Linked DNA regions of Homo sapiens: region 1 is linked to region 2. Evidence: chromatin contacts called from ENCODE Hi-C or POLR2A ChIA-PET data. All regions are on one chromosome and are shown on one strand. Each heading gives the region's core, a stretch centred on a gene start or an enhancer-like site at or near the end of the contact. The rest is flanking DNA. Distances are from core to core; before and after follow the strand shown.

Evidence for each region. Hi-C counts contacts between places; a loop is a spot of excess contacts on that map. ChIA-PET counts read pairs that join two places held with the same protein, here RNA polymerase II (POLR2A). Pooled maps may share reads with other maps.
Region 1: a map of gastrocnemius medialis shows a loop between it and region 2 (2.3-fold over the local background). The contact joins the promoter of STAG2-AS1 here to the enhancer-like site in region 2. A Hi-C loop is called at or near these places in 4 of 168 maps with a recorded cell type or tissue (B cell, Caco-2, Calu3 and 1 more), 1 of 37 single-sample maps with no recorded cell type and 2 of 50 pooled maps. POLR2A ChIA-PET finds 5 or more read pairs at or near these places in 3 of 52 experiments (BJ, CD4-positive, alpha-beta T cell and activated CD4-positive, alpha-beta T cell).

What each region holds. Positions count from the first base shown.
Region 1 is chrX:123,960,091-123,963,008 of GRCh38, forward strand. It overlaps STAG2-AS1 (STAG2 antisense RNA 1), which reads right to left and starts at 1,251. Exons shown (of 2, transcript NR_130770.1): 1 at 1,099-1,251. It overlaps STAG2 (STAG2 cohesin complex component), which reads left to right and starts at 1,616. Exons shown (of 35, transcript NM_001042750.2): 1 at 1,616-1,766. RefSeq lists enhancers at 1-497, 26-215, 1,196-1,245, 2,674-2,773, 2,864-2,918 and a silencer at 1,566-1,705.
Region 2 is chrX:123,905,402-123,908,248 of GRCh38, forward strand. XIAP (X-linked inhibitor of apoptosis) reads left to right here. Exons shown (of 7, transcript NM_001167.4): 7 at 1,587-2,847. The coding sequence ends at 1,780. Among named protein-coding and RNA genes, the nearest start is that of XIAP, 47 kb to the left of the region's middle. Within about 2 kb of position 1,255, at least 2 of the 41 ENCODE cell types and tissues checked have a DNase peak (open chromatin) inside an H3K27ac peak, as active enhancers do; they include gastrocnemius medialis, where a contact is called at or near this core.

The DNA.
Region 1 (2,918 bases), core at 1-2,500, 55 kb after region 2:
CTGGGCTGCCACCTTAGCGCCTCGCGAGGGGCGGAGGGGCCCGGGGAACGAGTCCCGGAGCGAACCCAGCCAGCCTCTGGATTCCCACGGCCCAGGGCTCCGCCGGACATTCCTACCGCCCTCCCCTCGACACCCCACTAAAGACAGAAGAACCGCGGCTCGATCGGGTCCGCGGCGGAAGCGCGGCCAAACGAATGAGTAAGTCAGGCGCGGGCACGGCACCTTGTTTACCCCACTCGGCGGCGCGCCCCTGCGGGCGCCTGGTTTGCGGGCGGCGTCGGAGACGCTGAACCCGGGAGTCAGTCGGCCACGATTGGTCGGTGACTGGGAGGAGGACGCTGGGTGGGAGGGCTGGGAGCCAGGCGTTGCAGTGGCAACTCTCTGCCGCTAGATGCCGCTCCCTCCCAACGGGAGCCGGGCGCGGGTTCGTGGCCGACAGATGGCGCCTGCGCGTTCCATTCGCCTCCAAGTCGCCGAAGAGCGAACACCCCAAACAATCCCGAAGCGCCACCAAAAAAAAAAAAAAAAAAAAAAAAAAAAAAAAAAAAAAAAAGAAAAAAAACCCCGCCGGATCCGACCGCCACTTTCAAAACCCCCCACCGCTCTAGAACCGCGGGAGCTTCCGTCCCTGAGTAGAATTCGAGGGTGTAAAGAAGAGGAAGGGGAAAAATATCTTGTACCAGCCCAGGGGTGAAGAAGCCCCCGGCCTGAGAAAGAAGGAGGAGTGGGGGAGGCGAACAGTCTCGTTGCTGCCTCTGTGTACGCTGAGGGGGGAGGTAAGTTATAAAATGGCGGAGGCGAAGCTTCTAGAAGTTTGGAGGGGCACCCGGAGGGCGCTTGGCCCACCGTGAGGTGTGTATGATTGAAACAGGGCGAGAGAGAGGAGTTGGGAGGGAAAGAGGTTGGGCACTCTGTTGCCATTGAATTTCCCCTCTGCTTTCTTCGCCCCCATGGGGGGCAGCCATGGAACGGGGGGCAGAGTCCAGGCGGGAGGATCTTTCTCGCCCCCGCGGCGCCCCCCGCCCTCCTTTCTCCCTTCTCCCCCCAAGTCGCTACCCCAACACTTCCAAGGAACTTCCAGCCCCCCTTCCTCCCTACCTCCTACTCCTAGAGTGGCTTTCTACCGCAGGGCTCTTCTTTTCGACTACCCTCGCTGAAGATTTTCTCTTCCTTCCCTCGCCCAACTCTCCCTCGGGGCCTCTACGGAGACCCCCCCCCCCCATGGGTGGCCCAAAATGGAGAACGCGGAGCAGCGCAAGATGGAGGCTCCGCTTCTCTGTGTAGCAGTAGATTTAGGTTCCTTTTCTCCGGCAGGCTCCTAAGCCTAGGAGAGCCCGAACTGGAGGTGGGGTGGGGTGCGAGCCGTAGTCGGGGGAGGAAAGCCGGGAGGCTGTGGTTGGGGTGGGGGAGAGCGCGGTGTCGCGGTGAGGGGAAGGCAGAGAGCAAAATGGTGGTGCTGGGAACCTAGGGGGGAGGGGAGAAAGGAGGCTCAGTTGTGTATATTTGGGCCTCGGACCGAGGGAGGCGAGGGAAAATCTACTCTGATCACACCCCTCCCTCGTGCCCCCTCCCTTCTCCCTTCCCCTCCTCCCTTCCCTCCCTCCCCCCTCCCTCCCTCTCTTCCTCCCTTCCTAGAGAGGGAACAACATTCATGTGACGGGCCCCTCTGCTTCTCCCCCGCCCCATCATCTCCAGCGCGTGGTGGGGGAACTGCTGGGGAAGGCGATTGGCATCGATCTCTCCATCCCTTCCGAGGCCCGACTTCGGTCAGTTTTCTTCGGGCAACAATTTTCTAAATTGGCTGGGGTCTGGCGGTGTTGGCCCCCGCGCGCAGACCTTGCCCCGAAGGGGGCCCTGCCTGCCTGGCATGGGCGGAGGGGGGAAGGGCGGGAGTGGAAGGCTGTTTGTTGGGGGGTTTTGGCGCCACTTTTGTTTTAGTTTTAGTGCTGCTTTTCATTCCCACCCCCACCCGCACTGTCTTTCTCAAGGCACGAACTGAGCTGATCCTTGCCCCAGGTAGGCAGCCTGTGCGTTTTCACTCCACACTTTTATTCTTGCTCGGGGTCGACTTTCTTTTTTCTTCTCCCCTGGATCCGGAGATCTGCGGACGGCGATTTTGGGACGAAAAGGGTCGGATGGGCCGTGGGAGAGAGAAGGTGTGGGAAACAGCATCAAGTAGTTCCGCAAAACTTTGAGCCCCGTTCCCATTTTCTTTTGGCCTAGAATTGTGAACGTATTGTTGATTTCGGCCTTTTTTTCCCCCCGTCGCGAGAATGTCTTGTTTTGCCTTTAGTTTTTTATAAACCGCTGTACTTTCGACATTTAGTTTCCGCTCCCCCTTGGTGCATATGTCATTTTATTTTTAATCCTTAACTGTAATGGGTTATCGTGTGATTTTCGTGCTTCAGTGCTCGGCTTTAATTTTTAATATTGTATTAGTAGTTTCATCCGGTTTGTGAGACTTTCTCTTCCGTGGCCTAGAATGTTTTTTATGTTGTTGCCTACCACCCCTCTTCCCTCTCCCTCCTTCTTTCTCTTGGATGTAGTTTTTAAATTGAGGGCCATGGTGTTGGATTAAATGGTAATTTACAGTTTACATGATATATCTATTGGAAACTTTTGATCTGTAAGGTTAGATTTAAAGTAAACGAGGCGCTTGTGTTGGTTTGCAATGGTTCCTTAAAATGCGCGGGCCACCCCCTTCTCCCACCATAAAGCCCCATCTTCCCTTCACACTGGAGTGTAAATTCCATACCCCTTTTCTCCCACGGACCGCCGTATTTCGCAGCAGCCACACCCTGTATTTGTCTCTGTGGATTGGACTCATTATCAGCTTAATTTAGTGACTCTTAAACCACCATGATGGGACTTGCTTAAGCACGAAGCTTCTTTTCCTGTTTAGTCCTAGTGGTTAGTGT
Region 2 (2,847 bases), core at 5-2,504:
CCCCAAGGCCTCCTTCTCCTAGTAAACTCCTAATTCATTCTTTTGTACCCAGTTTTAGGTATAATTTCCTCCAGGAGGCCTTCGTTTATGCATGCATGCACACACACGCACACACACCCTTCCTGTGCTCTTCATAACACATTGTAATTACCTTTGTCATCATACCATTTATACTTTCCTGTTTGCTTGTGTTCTTTACTTGTCTATGAACTATTGGGGGCCTGAGGTTTATGTATTTGTTAATTGTATCCCTAGTACCTAGAACCTAGTTAAGTGTCCAGTAAGTATTTCTTGAATAAACTATTGTTTTCCAAACATGTTTTCAGAATAGTGTTCAGCAGGATGTTAAAAGGATGCCATGAAAAAGGAACCCCATAGTTAAATAGGGAAATGCCTTGTACATTTCTAAGAGGGAACATAGACTATACTGTCCTATATTGTACTGTACTGCCCTGTCCTGGATGACAGTGGTTCTCAAACGCCAGTGTGCCCAACCCCAGAAATTTTAGATTCTGTGAATGGAGCCCAGAAATCCGTGGTTTAAAAATGCCCCAGGTTATTCTCATGTGAGGCCATATTTGGAAACCACTGGTACATAATGATTATAAAGATGCTAAAATAAATAAATAGTTGTGATCACAAAGGTATAGTTAAAATATGTAATGCATTTGGAATAGTGCCTAGCACGTACTATTTATGCAATATTACTGGTAACTGCTGCTGCTGTTGTCATTATTGTTATATGTGACCATGAAACACATGTTTTGTGGCATATTTATTCACATTTCACAAAACTATTTTGGGAAAGGCTGAATTAAGCAAGTACTTCAGTGCCACCTATATGCTGATGACATCCAGATCTCTATCTCTAGCCCTGACTTCTCCTGACCTCAAGATTTGACTCTTCAGTTGCCTACTGGTTATTTTTATATGGGTGTCCTGAAAACACCTCAAAAATATCTGAAGATCCCAAACCTGTACCTCCTTTTATATTTCTTATTGGCATCACCATATCCTTGTCAGCCAAGCTAGCAATCTTGTAATCAACTTTAGTTTGTCTTTCTTCTTCAGCCCTCATATCCAGTCAGTCACCCAATCCTACTTGTCCCACTTCAGAAGTGTCCCTCAAATCCATCCCTCTATTTCTGGAATTAGTCGTGACCTTTCCATATGCTGCTCCTTTTACCTAACCCTTGTTTTTCTGCCTGGCAAATGACTGTCCATGCTTAAATGTCACTCCTCCACTTCCCTCCTCCCCCGATCCAGCCACTGCCAACCTGTGAAGCCTTCTCCAACTAGCCTGAGCAGAAGAACTTGTTTTCTCATCTTGTCCCAGAGCACTTTGTACATAACTTTATTATAGCACTTATCACTTTGTACTTTGTGCTTAACCTCCTAGCCTCATCTTACATCCTCTCCCACTAGCGTGTGAGCTATTTAAGAGCAGATGCCACGGGTGAGTCATCCTCATATCTCCCGGCACTTGTTGGGTGCTTGGCACGTAGTAGGGGCTCAATAAATGTTTTCAATGAATTTAAACAACTAAGAGAGTCTAAAACTAGCATAATTATTTTCTCTTTTTGCAGAGATTAGTACTGAAGAGCAGCTAAGGCGCCTGCAAGAGGAGAAGCTTTGCAAAATCTGTATGGATAGAAATATTGCTATCGTTTTTGTTCCTTGTGGACATCTAGTCACTTGTAAACAATGTGCTGAAGCAGTTGACAAGTGTCCCATGTGCTACACAGTCATTACTTTCAAGCAAAAAATTTTTATGTCTTAATCTAACTCTATAGTAGGCATGTTATGTTGTTCTTATTACCCTGATTGAATGTGTGATGTGAACTGACTTTAAGTAATCAGGATTGAATTCCATTAGCATTTGCTACCAAGTAGGAAAAAAAATGTACATGGCAGTGTTTTAGTTGGCAATATAATCTTTGAATTTCTTGATTTTTCAGGGTATTAGCTGTATTATCCATTTTTTTTACTGTTATTTAATTGAAACCATAGACTAAGAATAAGAAGCATCATACTATAACTGAACACAATGTGTATTCATAGTATACTGATTTAATTTCTAAGTGTAAGTGAATTAATCATCTGGATTTTTTATTCTTTTCAGATAGGCTTAACAAATGGAGCTTTCTGTATATAAATGTGGAGATTAGAGTTAATCTCCCCAATCACATAATTTGTTTTGTGTGAAAAAGGAATAAATTGTTCCATGCTGGTGGAAAGATAGAGATTGTTTTTAGAGGTTGGTTGTTGTGTTTTAGGATTCTGTCCATTTTCTTTTAAAGTTATAAACACGTACTTGTGCGAATTATTTTTTTAAAGTGATTTGCCATTTTTGAAAGCGTATTTAATGATAGAATACTATCGAGCCAACATGTACTGACATGGAAAGATGTCAAAGATATGTTAAGTGTAAAATGCAAGTGGCAAAACACTATGTATAGTCTGAGCCAGATCAAAGTATGTATGTTTTTAATATGCATAGAACAAAAGATTTGGAAAGATATACACCAAACTGTTAAATGTGGTTTCTCTTCGGGGAGGGGGGGATTGGGGGAGGGGCCCCAGAGGGGTTTTATAGGGGCCTTTTCACTTTCTACTTTTTTCATTTTGTTCTGTTCGAATTTTTTATAAGTATGTATTACTTTTGTAATCAGAATTTTTAGAAAGTATTTTGCTGATTTAAAGGCTTAGGCATGTTCAAACGCCTGCAAAACTACTTATCACTCAGCTTTAGTTTTTCTAATCCAAGAAGGCAGGGCAGTTAACCTTTTTGGTGCCAATGTGAAATGTAAATGATTTTATGTTTTTCCTGCTTTGTGGATGAAAAAT